Regions from separate parts of the Homo sapiens genome. Here region 1 is linked to region 2. Evidence: chromatin loops called from intact Hi-C (ENCODE). Cell type or tissue: Calu3. All regions are shown on one strand. Each heading gives the region's core, and the rest is flanking DNA. Links, peaks and the distances in the headings are about the cores only. Region 1 overlaps DLG2 (discs large MAGUK scaffold protein 2). Region 2 overlaps DLG2 (discs large MAGUK scaffold protein 2).

What was found. Peaks named below come from ENCODE experiments on the same cell type or tissue, not always from the same donor. Only the 100,000 strongest peaks of a DNase experiment are listed, where the experiment ranks them.
Region 1: a loop joins it to region 2, with 4 times the contacts of the local background. A loop is called at or near these places in 6 of 110 quality-filtered maps.

Annotation. Positions count from the first base shown.
Region 1 is chr11:84,709,820-84,718,985 of GRCh38, reverse strand. All of the region lies in intron 6 of DLG2 (discs large MAGUK scaffold protein 2), which reads left to right. Among named protein-coding and RNA genes, the nearest start is that of DLG2, 910 kb to the left of the region's middle. In Calu3, for the core only: a CTCF peak has its summit at 4,499 (motif pointing right); a DNase peak (open chromatin) is centred at 4,515.
Region 2 is chr11:84,386,301-84,395,466 of GRCh38, reverse strand. The region is part of intron 7 of DLG2 (discs large MAGUK scaffold protein 2); the gene reads left to right. Among named protein-coding and RNA genes, the nearest start is that of DLG2-AS2, 750 kb to the right of the region's middle. In Calu3, for the core only: no CTCF peak of the experiment used is centred there; a DNase peak (open chromatin) is centred at 4,846.

The DNA.
Region 1 (9,166 bases), core at 879-8,878, 320 kb before region 2:
ATATTATTGCCAGAGATTTATGTTTTTCTACTCAATATGATAGGTTACACTGTAGGGTTGGTTAAAAAATATATTGCCCATACTAAAGAGTAGCTTGTTGTTCCTTTGGAAACCCCGAAGAGATCTTAGAATTGTTGAAGGTTTGTGTGTTCATCACTGTCAGGAAGATGTATGTGAATGAATAGCACCAATAACTAAGGAGTTAGGTTCTCTCCCATACAACCTGCCACCCCTACCTCATGCTTTTATTCACTCTCCTAACTGCATTTACAGTAGCATCCTTGCAATGGCTACTGTTTAAAATCCATTCCCATGAACTTACAAGAATTACTTAGCGGTGCTAAATGATATTTAACAAAGGTGAATTATTTGTCAAGGGAAATTAAACACAAGCTAATAATCAAATAAGATAAGCCATTGGTGTAGAGAATGTTGTTGAATATGCATTCGACCCTTCAAGTTCATTTACAAACAAGTTTCTTTTATGCTGTTAGGTTTTCCCCTAACTTTCAAACCATATTGGAGGGAATTAAAATAATTTCAAGCACACACTTTTTTTTTTAAGGCTAAGGAAATACATTAGTTTAACTTTCTTTATGTTCTCTTCCTTTTGGTATTCGGATTTAACAAATTCACTTTATGAGAGAGATTCATGTCAATAGAGTGAAACACCTATGTCATGTGTGTTTGCAGACATCGTTTTTTGAAAAATAAATTAATGTTATGTGAAAATAAAATAATGCTTTTAGAGACTCTAACCCATCTTATTTTGCAAAGTATTTGAATAAGATAATTCTCAAATCCCTTTATAATGGGATCAATTATTATATTATAACCATACTTAACAGAAGGTTAATTATAGATGGGTTGACATAAGGATTCTATCTTATAATCTTAAATATGGAAAGAGTATTGGGACTTTCTACTGTAGCCTTCCTCCTAGTGAAGTTCTTCAACATTATCTGACAGATGACAACAGAAAATAATATGCAAAATTTACCTCACAGACAGGCTTAAGTTTCAAAGCTAAATTTTATACTTACTATTGATATGATTTATGTAAGTCTCAGTTTCTTCATATGTAAAGTGGCCACAGCAATAACTACTGCAGTATATATTACTATGTCATTGTGAGAAATAACAGTTAAATGAGATGCATGCAGTACTTACTATGTATAAATTCATCAAATGATTGTTGCTTATATGGCCTTAATTATTTTCATAGCTTCACTGAGGTGGGCTTATTACTTATAGGAGAAACTGCTCCCACTGTTATTAAGATAGTTCTCTTGATAAATTCTTCATCTTTATTAAGAAATCAATCATTACTTTTCCCAAAGTTATTTTTCTTTGCTCTATGCTGTTTATGTAAAATATAGGAACCATTTATATATTGATATGACATTCATAAAATGAAGTACATTTATGAAAATTAATTAACAAATTATACTATTATTCCATTTGATCAGCAAATATTTATTGACCACACTAGAAATTCTACACACTGGAGGCATAGCAATAAACTGCTCTTGTTCCCTTTGGTCTCAAATTTAAGTGATATGGCAGATGATTACATTTCTTACAATATTGATTTAAGAAAAAAATATAAAATAAGGATTTTCATTGAATCTTTTAGTAATTAAAATGGGATTTAAATAATTTTTGAAAAAATCATGGAGACACAGATTTCAATAAGGATACTTCAGAAACCTGCAGTCATTTCAAGATTACCTACTAAGTGTGAAAATAAGATTATTAGGATGAATATTTATTTCCTTTCCTGAAAGTTATTTACATGGCAAAGTCTAAAACCATTTTCATGGGTAGGCCAGACTGTCAGTTTCAAAAACACTAAAACTGTTTGCTCTAATTATCTCAGAATGGCTTCAAGGATGCTGAGTAATTTGAGCTTTCAAGCTAGACACTCAAAAGTTATCTTCTTTTGTCACTTAGCCATCTCCAGGGTCCGTCTTGTTGCATCCTGAGAGCTATTCAATTTAGTTAACTGACTATACGACTTATGACTGTAAACATGGAGTGTCTTTCCATGCTAGGCATTATGATGGGCATTAGAGATACAAACGTAAGTACAACACCATTTATTCCAGAAATTAATTCCAAGCCTATTGAGGAAGTAATTCCACTTCTTTTATTAAAATACAGATCACCTACAGTCCCATCTAACCTTAAGTTCTCATGAGAGAAACCAAAATAACCTTCTTCCAAAAAAAAAGATTTTCTATTATATCAGTTCCCCCCTACCTTTTTTTTTTTTTTTGCCCCTGTCCATATGCCATCATCACACCTACAAGGCTATTTATGGGAATGGGCTTGCCATGGGGAAGGAGGTCTTCTAAAAGGTTTTTTTCTTTGTCATAGTAGTTTTTATGTCATTATCAGAAAATAGGCATCAACTTTACCTTCACTTAACTGTTTTCTCCATCCACAAAGATCAAAGTATTGAATTTAATTTCAAGGGCCAGCCTATATAGTATTTCTCTTTCCTTTATCTTGTCTATAGCTGCATTGCAAAGGTCCACAGTCCATGTGTGTGTGTCTCCCTTCTTTTATTCCCCAATATTTCTAAGATAAAAATACATACAAACATAAAAGAATATTTGTTATTTGTCCTAATATTCTAAAAATACTTTATAAATTACAGTATTCTCTACAATTATTCCTTTGCTTTACTATTTTAATTAAAAGGAAGATGTAATTGAAATATGGCTTATGTTAAAAAAAATGCACAAGGGACCTGGATAGACACTTCTTCAAAGGAGACATTAAAATGGCCAGTGGGTACAAGGAGAGGTGCTCAACATCGTTAAGTATCAGGAAAATGAGAATCAAAACCACAGTGAGATATCATCTCATACTATTAAAATGGCTGTTATCAAAAAGACAAGAGGTAACCAGTGTTGTCAAGGGTATGGAGAAAAGGGAACCTATGTACACTGTTGGTGAGAATGTAAATTAGTGTGATAATTATGGAAAACAGTGTGAAGGTTTCTAAATGTATTACAAATAGAATTACCATATAACCTAGCAATCCCCTTTTAGATATATAACCAAAGGAAACGAAATTAGCATCTCACAGAGATATCTGCATTCTCATGTTCACTGCAACACTATTTTAAATAATTCATAATAGCCAAGATATGGAAACAACCTAAGTGTTCATTGACAAATAAATGGATGAAGAAATTGTGGCATGTATCTATTTTATAGAGATACATTTATATCTATTCTATAAATTAGAATATTATCCAACCTTTGAAAAGAAGGATAACCTTACATTTGCAATAACATGGATACACCTGGAGGACATTAAACTAAATGAAATAAACTGAAGATAGGAAAATGCTGCTGACCTCACTTATATGTGGAATGTAAAAAAAAAGTAGAACACATACAAACTCAGTAGAATGGTGGTTATGGGAGATTGGGAGGAAATTTGAAGATGTGGGTTGCAGGAAACAAAGTTGCGGTTATGTGGAATGAATAAACCTAGAGATCTCAGGTACAGTGTTTGGACTATAGTTAATATTGGATTGTATACCAGAAATTTGCTAAGAGAGTAGATTTTAGGTATTCTTACATACACACACACATACACACACACAGAGTGTAACACAGATAATGGGTATGTTAATTAGTTTGGCTGTAGTAACCATTTCACTATATCAAAACATTATGTTGTATATTTTGAATATTTACAGTTTTAAAAGAAACATGGCTAAAACTTGAGCACCTCTTTCTTTCTCATAATAGCAATTTGTTAATATAACAGCTCAACTGAACCACTGTGAAGCCCGTAGGACACATCAGGTATCTTCAATATTGTTTTTATATATTAAGATAGGGGAAAGTTTTTGAAAATGTTATAGAGTCCTGAAATTTTATTTTTTTCTGGTGAGTATTTGGACCTTTTGTAACTGCCCTAACCCTCAAAGGAAAGGAGTCATCTTCTAGAAAGCAACCTACCTTTCTTCTACAGGGTGACTCTCACAAAAGAGAGAATAGGGAGAGTAAGTGGAAGGTTAAAATGGAAGAAAATGGAAAAATAAAAAAGGGAGGGAATCAGAAGAAGAAAGGGATGAGTTCAAGGACTAAAACAGCAAAAGGAAGGGGTAAAATAATTTGGTTTTATTAAACATATATACAGTATCTTAGGTGTTTTACCAGTGTTATTTCTTCCAATCTCCGTAGTTACCAGGCAAACAGAAGAAGGAGCAGGGAAGGAAAGAAAATAGAACAGAATGATAGGAAGGGAAAGATGGGAAGGGAAAGTCTTGGGTGGGGCGGGGAGGCAGAGAGAGAGAGAGAGAGAGAGAGAGAAAGAGAGAGAGAGAGAGAGAGAGAAAGAGAAAGAGAAAGAGAAAGAGAAAGAAAGAGAAAGAGAAAGAGAAAGAGAAAGAGAAAGAGAAAGAGAGAGAAAGAGAAAGAGAAAGAGAAAGAGGAAATGGGTTGTGGGCTCCCAGCCTCCAGAGGGTGCTCTAACACTCACCCAATATCAGAGGGCCTGTCAGCACCTCCTTGGTGGACAGTTCCCTGGAACCTTCTGCCTTTCTCCACCTCTCCCAGACCCCTTTTTCCTGCCTAGACAGTCTCTGTGGCAGAGAAGTAGTTTTGTTTGCCCATTTGTTTATTTAAATGTGGCCAACTTTGTTGTAAAACATTAGTGGTAGCAGAGGAGCCATCAATTCATATATCATTATGCATATTTTTTGTCACTAGCAGGGTAGTTTCCCTTTACCTATTTTGAATATTGCCAAAGGTTGACCATTTTGGTATATGTTTTTTTTTTATTTTATAGTAACATGTGTTCATTGAAATATATTAGAAAAAAACAGAAATTCAAAAAACAAACTTTAGAAAATACTTTTTGTTTCAGAGGACTAGATGTAAAAACTTAATATTTTAGTGTGTATTTTCCTAGTTTCCCAGTACTATTTTGGTTTCCTTGGTTTATACATGACTTATTTTAAAAGTGTAGTTGTAATCATGTTGAGTCTGCATTTGAATAATTTAAATTTATATTAGGCTTTGTGAATGTATTTTAATTGCTGTATAACAGTTAACCATCCTTTTGATATTTTGGCTTTTTTCCCCTTAAATTTTCTACTATTAAAAATAAAATCAACATCTTGGGGAATAAGTCTCTTTTGGATTTAAAATTATTTCCTTTGGATAGGATAGAATAAGTAAAATTACTAAGTCAGATTTTAAAAAATAATTTAAGATGCTTGATGATGGGTATTTCTGCATTTATTTTAATCATAGTTATATAAATTTATATTGCTGCAAGCTACTTTATATGTCATCACATTCTTCATCTTTACTTTATGGATTTGTAAATAAGAGGTAGTCTAGTTTTTCTCCTGTGAATCGGGTTAAAACTCTGTTAGACTTTGAGTTAATAGGAGTCTCACGACTATATTGCTTTGTATCACCTCAAAAATACCTAATATGCAAAAAATCCAAGTGTTCAAAATTGGTACATTAAGGAGACAGCTATTTACATTGCCAAGACTTCAGTTTCTCTCTCAATACATACACACACTGACCTGCTACCAGTTGTCAGACAGTGTTTTCAGAAATGTCAACTCACTTAATCTTTACAGTGCCCCTTTGAGATGGGTATAGTAGTTACCCTGGTTACCCCAGTGTTACAGGTAGAGAAATTGGGGTGCAGGTGGTTTAAGTAATTTGCCCAAAGTCATATCACTCTTAAATAGCAGAGCCAAAATTTGAACCTAAGCAGGTTAGATTTGGAATATACACTCATTTCCAATATAATTTTGTACTCTTTCAAATAGCAGGATTCTATGCTTAAGTGCCTTTAAGCTATGAGTCAATTTGCAAAAATGTCATTTATGCACACCTGAATTTGAATGTAAGGTACACTGATGAGAGGAGTCAGTTTTATTGTACAAGAATTTCTTTTGAGAGGAGTTTGATCCAAACATCATTTCTCATAGTATTCACACTATCATTTTCTGCATGAGGTTATTAAATCACATGGATAGAATATGACTTACTCAAGGTCACACAGCAAGTTACACAGCCAAGGCTACAACTAGGTCTTCTAGTTTCGAACTCAATGTTATTCTTTCTACGTCATGACCTCTAACTCTGAACTAGAAGTTTTGGAAATCAAGGTGAGAAAAGAGAAACTGACAAGTTTTATCTGCAAGAAGTTGGAAAAATAACACCCTCCTTTCAGGACTGTTGTAAAAATTAAGTGATAGATCACATATCAAAACATTTAGCACAATGCCTGGTATGTGGTAACTATAAAATAAGTGGATTTTTTTTCTATTTTATTAAACTACTTTACATATTGCTGAGAAGATGTAGATTGCAGATAGAGTCAACTGGGTAGTATTAAATCAAACACTTTGAAATTCACCTATCAGTAAATTGGAGGTATTTTAACCTACCAACACGTTGTTGAAGGCTTCTAATGCTACAAAAAGAAGAATCTAGAAGTTTATATAATTCATACCAAAAACAAAAATCCTAGATTATACCTGACCCAGAAAGAGAAAATGAAAAATGAGCTAAGGAGTTAAACAGGTGCTGAATGTCCCAAACAAGCAGGCTGCATTGACCTTTTGACCCCCTTGACAATACATACTTGCCACTTCAAGGTCTTTTACAGTTTTTATTTTTAATTTTAGAAAATTTGAGAGAAAAACGTTGAATATAAAAAAATAAGGAGGGTTAACTTTTATGCCACCAATAAAGTATGTTCACAGAAAGGGAATATTGAATTGTACAATTCAGAATACTGAAAGAGCTCAGACTTTAAGAAGCCTTTTGCCTTGTACTCACTTATGGATATCCAGGGAAAGTTTTAAATAAAGTACATATGGTGAAATCATTCCCAGTATCTTTTGAATTAAATTACCCCTGGACTCTTATGGCATGTAATACTTAATAATTGTATCCTAATTGTAATATTCAATTGTAAATTCTGTTTGCTTATCCATTTGCCCGTGTAAACTGTAGGGATTTTAGGGGCAGGAGCCATATTATATTCATTTAGTATAATGCCTGGAAGATCCCTGAAATAAAGACTAGGCATTACTTAATGTGGTACCTTGATGTGGTGGTTAACTTTATGTGTCACCTTGACTGGCCAGACATTTGGTTAAATATCATTCTGGGTATATCTGAGAGATTGTTTCTGGATGAGATTAAATTGGTAGACCCAATAAAGCAGATTGTCCTCCCTAATGTGGGTGAGCCTCATCCAACCAGTTGAAGACCTGAATAGAACAAAAAGCCTGAGTAAGAGGGAGCTCCTCCTGCCTGCCTGCTTTGAGCTGATGCATTGATCTTTACTGGCCTTTGGACTTGAAGTGAAGCATTGGCTCTTTTTGGGTTTTGAGCCTGCTGGCTTTTGTGCTGGAACTTATATCATCAGCTTTCTCAGTTCTCAGGCCTTTAGACTAGAATTGGAACTGCATGTTGGCTCTCTGGGGTCTCCAGCTTGCTGACTGCTGACCTTGGGACAAAACCTCCGTGATAATGGGAACCAATTCATATGTGTGTGGGGGGTGGGGGAGGGGGTGGGGGAGGATAGCTAGATCGATCGATCTCTCTCTCTCTCTCTCTCTCTCTCTCTCTCTCTCTCTCTCTCTCTCTCTTACTGGTTCTGTTTCTTTGGAGAACCCTGAATAATGCAGCTAGTATCTGGGGTGAGATGCCTGGCTCTGTCATCACTAATTGGCCATTCTTGTCTAGTAAGGTACAGAGAAGCTGATAAATCATAAACGCAATCAGATCTCCATGCCATGGTGATCTTATTGAAATTAAAATAGTTTCCTCATAAGGTTATGGATTTACTTTATTGTAAGTCACAGATTATACTTCCAGAGACACCATAGTAGAAAACATTTAAATAGTAGAAAACATTTAAAACTACTTTAATGCTTTTTTCAGCTCTATATATATATATATATATATATCTATATATATATGAATGTACTTGTCAGACTTATGAACACATTATATATTTCAGTGATTATAAAGAACACAGTAATATTTTTTCCATATAAATTTAAATGATGGTGTCAGATAGAATAACAATAGCATCCTGAATGATGGCTTCTGGAAATCTTATAAATAAGGTAATATTTTTGAAACTTCCATTTGTGTGTGTGTATGTGTGTGTGTGTGTAATTCCTAATATAAAATACATAATTTTGATGGGGTTTCATGTATTATCTTTATTGAAGTTTTTTTCCAAATTCCTAAAGTAGTTTAAATTATTTAGTTTGATGAATGAGCACACTAAAAACAGTCATTATCTCTAAAATGCTGGTCCAGTGCACTGTAACAGCCTTAATATCCACATTATGGATTAAACCAGGCAGGGATTAATGATATCACTGCATCATATGGCAAATAATGATACTATCATATTATCAAATAATAATGATATTATTTTATAAGTTCTCAAATAAGATGGCAGCTACTCACATGTCAGTTGGCTTATTATCTAAGGGTAGGAGACTTCGATTTTTCTCTTGGAGCCATGTCTCAAGTATCCTCATTATGGTTTGGTGAAAATCTCCATTTGGAGAAATGTAGGTACACTTGTCCATTAATCAATTTCTAGTTCTCTCTTGAGCATATATATTATGTTTAACATTATAGTGGGCACCTCAGGTTAATGCTCAAATACGGTAAAATAGTTCCTGCCTTGGGGACCTTTCAGTTTTGCTGGTGAGCTAGTACTAAGAAATGTACATGGGAAAAACAACTCACAAAGCAGATTGGACTAACCCTTTTTGGGTGATCACCACCCACAGTGTTTTATTCTAAGGACTTGACATGAATTAATCTATATGCTATTCAAAATTAATCTATACGCTATTCATTTGGAAGTTATTAATTGCTATGTGACACTCTCTCTTCATAAGTACAACTAATATCAGATGAGGGCCCATACAGTAGTTTAAAAGTAGTCTCATACTTCAGTAAGTTGAAGGCCCTGCTCCAGATAATGAGAAGACAAGAGAACCAATGATGTCTTTAGGTATAGAGAAGGATTTTAGGAGTTAGTCAGAGTAAATCTCAGTTTTTTAAAGCCTTGTACTGTGTCAGAAAGGAAAAATAATTTGATTTTCTATTCAAGTCTACAATTGATCTCTAT
Region 2 (9,166 bases), core at 461-8,460:
CCAGCCTGGGTGACAGAATGAGACCCTGTCTCCAAAAAGGAAAAAAGCAAAAGAAGAAAGAAACCTAAGTGAAGACAGGATTCCAGAGGGTTGGTGTCGCACTAAGGCCCCTTCTGCCCTGACAGCATTTGCAACCAAATGAATTTAAGCTTTGAAATCAACCCACAAAGACTTCATATTGGAATTGTGGGATATGGATTATAAAATACTTATTGTTTAAAATAATTAAAGACGAACTTGAATAAACAGTACAGGAAATTGTAAAAACCGCCCAGCTGACTTGAAAAAAAAATAAAGAGAACTTTAATAAAATAAACAAATTGAAATTAAAAACAAGTTGAGAAGTGTAACAGCAAATTAGTCAAAGCTGAAGAAACAATGAATCAACTAGTCCAGAAAATTTATCCAGAATTCACAGAGGCAAAAAGATGGGAAATATGAGAAGTGAGAGGACATTGAGCTAGGTGAGGACTGGTGAGTATCCAACAGGCATTACAGAAGGAGGGGATAAACAGCATGTGGCAGAGGCAACATTTGAAAAGAGAAGGGCTAGGTGCTGTGACTCACGCCTGTAATCTCAGCACTTTGGGAGGCCAAAGTGGATGGATCACGAGGTCAGGAGTTTGAGACCAGCCTAACCAACTGGGTGAAACCCCATCTCTACTGAAAATACAAAAATTAGCTGGGCGTGCTGGTGCACACCTGTAATCCCAGCTACTTAGGAGGCTGAGGCAGGAGAATCGCTTGAACCCAGGAGGCAGAGGTAGCTGAGATCACGCCATTGCACTCCAGCCTGGGTGACAGAGCAAGACTCCATCTCAATAAAATAAAAAAAAGAAAAAGTAAGTAGGCAAGAGGTTTCTAGAATTGATAAAATGCGCAAATACAGAGATTCAAGGAGAAACAAGAATTGTAAACAGATTTTTTTAAAAGTCTGCACCCAGACATAGCATGGTGAAAATGAGAAAGAGCCATCTTAATAGAAGAGTGGTAAGGTGGCTGAGAGGGAGGGATGCAGAGAGGGCAGTGTATATCTCAATATATATTGAGAAAATAACTGTCATGCTATAACTTTTGTCTTTAAAAATGAAGGCTAAATAAAGATATTTTCAGGGAAAAAAAAAAAAACTGAAAGACTTTGGCACCAGCAGAACTTCTCTAAAGAATGTTCTAAAAAAATGCCCCATAGGCAGAAGGAAAGTGATCCTAGAGTGCCATGTATCTGAATTAATCTAAATGAACATATATTTTATAAAAGAAAAACATTGCTTTGTGTGGTTAAAAAATTGAGACCAGGTGCAGTGGCTCATGCCTATAATCCCAGCACTTTGGGAGGCTGAGGCGGGTGGATCGCTTGAGATCAGGAGTTCGAGACCAGCCTGGCCAACATAGTGAAACCCTGTCTCTACTAAAAATAGCTGGGCGTGTTGATGCATGCCTGTAATCACAGCTACTCGGGAGGCTGAGGCAGGAGAATTGCTTGAACCCAGGAGGTGGAGGTTGCAGTTAGCCAAGATCACGCCTCTGCACTCCAGCCTGAGTGACAAAGTGAGACTCTGTCTAAACAAACAACAAAAAAAATTGAACAGAGTAAAAATATGATGACAATAATGTATTAATGATGTGTATACATTAATAAGAAGTAGGAGAGTAAAATTGACTAAGTTTAGAATTTGATAAGTAAACGTTATAATTTCAAGGGTGACCACTTTTAAAAAGGGAAACAAAAATAAACTATATAATTTTAAAAAGTCATCTAAAAGAAAGAAAAAAATAAACACAAAACAGTTTGGGCAAATTAAGAGCAAAAATAAGGTAGCTAGAAAGCCAAATATGTAGCTTCCTGTATTAAACATTATTGAAACTACTGCTACACAAAACTAGATAGCTGCATCTCACAATGTAATGGTAAGAGAAATAGGCAAGTCACATTTTGTGTGATTCTGTTTCTATATAGTTCAAAATAGGTAAACTGTACTATATTGTCAAAGAATGAAGGATGGCAAAATCTATAAAGAAAAACAAGAACATAACTATTACAAAAGTTAGAGTAGTGCTTAGCTGTAGACAGACAGAAAGGATTTAGAGTGATACTTCATAACTACTTTTTAAACTGCACATATTTTATATACTCTTCTATATATGTTTTATATACATATATCTTCTAATAAGAATGTTTCCAAAAGATAAGTTTATATATAAATAAATGATACCATATGCATCTTTGCTATACAAGTTTTTCTTCATGTTTTGTGTTATTTCTTTAAAGTAAATGCTCAGAATGGAGATCAATGGTGAAAGATATTTATATATTTAGCCTCCTTAACTACAGTGATTCAAAGGCGATCCCGTCTGATTTCTAGGCCATTTTCTTAGTGAATACACATTATAGCTCACACGTTATTAAGTTATTTACCAAAAATTTAATGTCACCTTATGCCACCAGAAATGCATGAGTACCAATGTCTTTTTATTTGCATCCATACTTTTTTTAAAATGTTCATTTTGAAGCAAATTTAATAGGCAATTCTATTATATATTTTCAACTATATTTATGCTATGTTAAAAAAGTTTATCATTACAAAGAAGCCCAGCCGAAGGGTGAAGAACATGGCTCCTGAACCCAAACTGCCCAAATTAGAATCCTAGCTCTGTCTATAGTAACTAAGTTTAGAATTTGATAAGTAAACGTTATAATTTCAAAGGTGTAACTACAAAAACTTGGACAAGATGTTTTACCTAAGATATTTTACCTGTCTCTATTTTCTTCTCTGTAAAATGAGAACAATAATAGAATCTACCCAATGGAGTTGTTGCAAGAATTACATGTAAACTGCCAAAAACAACGTCTGATACATAGTAAGTGTTCAATACATGCTTGCAAATACTTTATTATTACAAGAATAGACCAAAATGGATTTGACCTCAGTGAAAATCACATTCCTTGAACATCGTAAGTATGATCAGTAAAATATAATATGGCCAACCTACAAGACAAATACTAACCTACACCTCTAAGACCATTGGCATATGAATGTCATGGATGTCATTTTTGCTTTGAGGGGTTCTAGTATTTAATGCTGACCTTGTGAATAGAGTATGAATCAAAGAGAGGGATGGAGAATGTTTGCAATCATCAGTTTAATTCAAAACTGAAATATTGCACTACGTCTCTGGCTTTGTAGTAGGCATTTAGAACATAGTAGTGTGCGAGGCTCTGCACGCTAGCGGGGAAAACAAAAAGCGAACAACTAAGTATTGGAAGAAGAAGTACAGGGGCACAATGGGAGCAAAAGAACAGGAGATCCAGGTCTCATTTAAGGTGTAAAGGAAAGCTTCCCTGGAAAAAGTCATATTTAGCACTTACTAGTGTACAAATCTGTGACAGATACATTGTGTCATAATTGATTCTTCACAAAGACTCCATTAGGTAGATACCAAATCCCTATTGTATAGATAAGAAAGCTGAGATTCAGAGAGGATGACTGGATAAGTGAAGCTGTTTCTTCATTTCCAGTGACCCACTCAGATTCCCATGGAATGGAAAACTAACGCTGGTGGCACTTATGGTTCTCTTTGTACCCCCTTAGCTGGCAAAATTTAAAATCCACTGTGAGCCAAATTCTAGCATACTAAACTGCAAACAGCTGCTTTGGCTTTTTTTTTTTTTTAACATTAACAGAAAATCCCAAGCTAAATTTAAATTTGGTTTTTAGGAAGAAACAATTCGAGGGAAAATAATCAGCATCTAGTTTTGTTTGCTTTCCATTAAGAAGTCTCGGAATACAATCAGCTGTAGTGATACTATTAAATGCTCAGGAAGTATTCAGACAAATTCACATCTCTACTAGCATGCCACCCTTGTCTTGTCTTGGAGTTCATTAACTTTCAGTTATGCTTGAATTCATTGTTCATTAGGTTATGGTAAAATATCGATTGTTTGATACTTAATATTGAAATGTAATATAAAGACTGGTTGTTGGAAAGATGAAATATCAAAACCATTTGTTTGGGTTGGGTTATTGGTAAAAATAGAACTAAGCTGTCTCAAAGGATGGTCTACCTCATCCAACCTCTTCCCCAAATGAGTAAACATTGTCATTGGTTTCTTATGTATCCTTTCAGACATTCTTTATCATCCAATCAAATATTTCATATTTTTTATATAAAGGATAACGTACATACTTGTCTGCATTTTAATTTTTTGTCACTTAATAATATATCGTCAAGATCTTCCCATATCAGCACTTGTTTTTAGAGCTTTCCCTGTATGAATGTAGCATAACTTATTAAGTAGTTTCCTACTGATGAGTATTTGGGTTTCTAATAATGTCCTCTTACAACTAAACCTAGTGACATTAACATTCACTGAATATAGGTGTATCCCTCAACTTTCAACCTTGTGTGTAGGTAGGATGGGGACACGTGTCTCAGTTAATCAATGAGATAGGAAGAGAATTAGCATAAGCAGTTTCAGGCCTGACTCTTAAAACTGTTGTCTGCAACTCTCCAACATTCTCTCCACCTGCCAGACCCCTTAGAAATCACCTTTCAGATGGTATCATTACAAGAGGAAGGAGCGCTGCTGCCCTGCTGCCGCACCAGCATCTGACTTCTATGAGTGACAGATAAACTGTCCACATGGTAAGCCGCTGAGATTTTATGGTTACCATGGTATCACCTATTGTTTTCTGACTAATACAAACCCACTACTTCATATGTGCACAAATGTATTTATGAAATAAATTCCCCACAGTGGAATTTTAGCTTTAACTTCTCTTTCTCACAGCCTCTAAGACCAGGTGATCACCAGACTCTATAATTTATCCAAGTGCTCCCCCTTTGGGCCCAGGCTTCACATTCCATAGATGCTGCTCAGGTTTAGGTCATTCCTGTTTACCACCTGCGGTCTCCTTGCCATTCGAAACTCATACAGTTTTTCCTGACCTCTCCCCTACAAACCCTTTAAAGGTTGCCAACAGTTTACAGGATTAACTCTAGATTTTTCTAACCTGGCATTCAAGCCTAACCACACTAACATATAAAAGAAGATAGTACAGTAAAGTGTCTGGCATGGAGTCGGTACTCAACAAATGGTGGTAGTCATTACATTTTATAGCCCCTTCCTACAACAAAATAGTGCCTTTTGTGCAGTTGACATTTAATAAATAATTACCAGTGGACTCTATTATCAGGGGAACTCATAATTCACTAAGTTATGTTACCGTAGTATTCCTTGATATTTTTGTTTCACAGCTTAGTTTTAAGGTTTAATCTTCTTAGAGTGTTGATTAATTAGAGAATTGGATGTAAAGGCTGTAGAAAAGTAGCTCATAAAATTTTTGGTAAAACATTTAGGGAAGCATTCCTTTGTAACTGGGATGGATTATGCAATAGTACATATGGCATCCAAAGATGATTATACCACTTAAGGCAATATTAAAAACAGTGTATCAAACTGAATATTCATATTGAACATATATACCTAAATGATACTGCTAAGTCATAATCAAGTTGGAATAACTGTTGTTAGCATTTTTGAACCATCACATTCCAAGAGATAATTATTTGCATATTGTTACCTCATGAATTTGAAGTAAGCCCATAGATAATCTGAAGTGTTTAAAAATGTTCATGAGTTGAGTTTGATGTTCCTGCCAGAGCTAGCTGCATTTCTTACTGTAGGAATTATGAAATAGAATTTTATTTCTGTTGACAAAGGCTAGATGCTTACCAGTTCAAAAGAGACAAATATTAATATAATCTTGGTTATGTTTCACATTGATTTAATTGATTTAAATAAAAAAGTGTGAAATTATTCTGGAGGATAAATCCAGTTGTCTTGGAAACTTTGAAGCAATAAAATGAAAACAAGATATTGTCATGCTTCAAATGCAAAGGCTATGAATATAAATCAACTCTAAATTTATTTCAATTTTATTCCAGTGTAAACAAAATTATTGTTAAGGCCCAAAAAGAAAATTAAGCATACAATTAATACAAAACAATATATACCATGTAATATATTTTTATTTATATTACAGGTACAAAAATATCTGAATTCAGCATTTTGGTATTGACTTGGGACAGGTTTTTATGGAGTTTTAACTGAAGAACAGAAGTTTAAAAACATCAGAGTCCTCCCCTCTTCCCTTGATCACTAGTAATTTCACATTTATATGTACTTTACAAGGCTGTGCAAAGTACCCAAGTCTGGAAATCTCATTTACTCTGGTTACAAACTTTAAGTAATACAACAACATAATAAATACAATGAAATACCCTTTATATTGGACTTTGCTGAGGAAACCTCAGAAATGTTAGCGAGTTCTTTTCAAATTAATCCTCCTAGCAACATTAGCTGTAGAGATTAGCTATAGATATGGTGCTCTCTAATACTTTGCAGAAAATAAAATGCAGGGAGTTGACATAAAGGCTTTTAGAAGCAACAACCCAGTCTATATGAAAGCCTGCAAATTAAAGTATATCCTTTAGTGGAGGAAAGCAAACTCAATCTCTAAGCTAAATATTCAGGGAGAAAACTGGATACTCTGAGAGTCTCAGAGTGACATCCAAGAATTTCAATGTAGTCAGTGAACAAAGGAATACAAATTTAAGCAGAGCAAGAGTTACATGATTTTTTATGATTATAAATAATTATTTCTTTAGTAGCAGAGATAAATGGCTTCTGCATGTTTCTACTTCCAATTCCTGACATCCACTTTTTCTTCTTTATTCTCTTCTTCCTCGTTTCCTTTTTTATCACATTTATCACATGCTCCTCTCTTTTGAGGTTTTCTCCCATTTGCTGCTTCATCTCGTAGCCAGAGATGGGCTTCTCTAAAACATGACATTTCTAGAAACACAGGGTACTGAAATAATTGTAATCTAAAATGTTTAAATTTGTGAAATTTGAATAAATTAGGAATCTATAAATTAAAATGAAATAGCTGCCCTCTTTTCTACTACCCAATTCCAGAAAACAGCCCATCCAGCCCACCTCATTACATCATCACAAAACATACACAATAAAAAATGGCAAACCAAAGACTAGTGGGAGGTTCTTGTTATTAGACCACCCTTTTAATTTTCCCCCTGTAGGCAATTTGGAAAATTATTAGAGATGGAATAGATGTGGGTTTTTTTTTGATAGATTCTTTGAGATTGACAATATGAAAGATTTAGTTTAGATCACGCAATAGGATCTGTAGCCTCTTGGTAATTAATGACACGGCCATCCGCCCTCTACTTATGGTACTTCCCTCCAGTAATAACTTCTCTGCTGTTATTATTGGAATTCTGTGTATCTGTAGGATAAGTCGAATATATGTTTGTCAGTGAGGCTGTTTGTTATTATACGTCCCCAGTGTATGGTTGCACCTATAATGGTGCAGTGTAGAACAACAAGAAGATAGAAAACTGATAGAAAAGGGGGAGCATTAACTCTAAGAAACACATGAGACATTTTTGCTGGAAGAAATCATCTCCACACTAAAGTTTTCCCTCCCTACAATTGGCTTTGGAGAGTATGTGCATGGTCTTTGACAAGGCAACAAGGTTCCAGTCATAGATATTAGCCAGCCCTTCTCATAACATTGACACTTCATCAGAATGTAGAAGTAGAAAAATCTGAAGAACTGTTTTTGTAGCTTTATTTACTTTCAGGTAATCCATATCCCGTGGTCTTCTGAGTAAACCTGAAAAGATACTTGAAGTATACGTAAGGCAAAGGGATATTATAGATATAAAGCCATAATATAACATACAAATTATGTTGATAAAGTTAGATTGATAAATGTAACTCTAACATTTGATCTTTGTGGCATTTGGGTACTGTACACTTCTTGGAACAGGAGTATTGTCTCTCATTTAGCTTTTGCATGCCCAACCACACCTAGCAAAAGGCCTACTATTGAGCAGTTATGTTTAGACATGTTTCTATATTAAAGATGCCTCAGGGGCTAGGCAACAAAGCTGAACACTGACCATAGTTGGCTATTTATTTTTTTGTGAGGAGATTGTAATATTTTTCTGTATAACTAATTTCTTAATAATTATAATGATTATAATTATAAATTCTATATAACCAATTTCTTAAAAATTTTATACTTTTGGGTACAAATGAGAACTATTCCAGGAGAGAGGTAATTTATGTACAACTTTAATGTAACCTAATAAAAAGGGTGACATCCATCACCTTTGCTGTATTATATTATTTAGATGTCAATCACCACTTCAACTCAAGGGGAAGGTACTAGGTAAATGCATGGACTCTAGCGCCCACCTGGGAGCTACTGGAAGCCTGGGGACGCTGCCCCAGTGTGGTGATGGGGGATGACCTGGGACTCAACTGCTTCCACCACTTCTTACTCAGAAGAGCAAGGAAGAGGTGGTGGGGAGTTCCAAAACGACATGAGTACAAATGGCCTGGAGAGTAATCAATTTAAATAAAAGAGGTTCAGAATCTTCTAAAGGAAGCTTACAAAAGCAGTGACTTCACAGAATAAATGATATAATCAAGAGTCTGTAAATAACTAAAAATATGACAATAAAGGCAATAAAGGCAAATAGCGTAGGAAAAACTCTAGGAAGGCTGGTGAAGTACTATATTTTTCAGGCCTACAAAGCAAACTATGCAAGACGATACAAATATAAAACAAATTTTGATGCATTTTAAAATGCATGGTTTGTGAAGGAAAAAAATCTATTTGACCTCGATGTGAGAAACATTCTCTCATGAGTGATCCAAGGTTCGTGACATTGGATTTGCAAAGAAAAAAATGCATCAACATATTACCTGACCTGGCACTAACAGTATTTACAAAACAATTATAATATGATGGCCATTTATTGATTTTCAACTTTTAGCAATATTGTGTAACAAAATGTAGAAAATATTGTTATGGTTGTATGACAAAATATAAATATCAACAATCTTAAAATTATAGAAGTAAATATTTAGCTGACAGAAGAGGGGATGTGGAAGGAAGAATGATGACTAATATTGACATTTTACAGATTGTGGAGTTGAGGAAGACTGTCAAATATTGAAATAAGAGAGAGATTTTTAAGAAATTAGTTACAGAGTTAACAGGACTCAAATAATATTATAAATATCAAACATACCAAAAGGATATAGTAGGAGAGTAGTGTGAGTAACTAAATC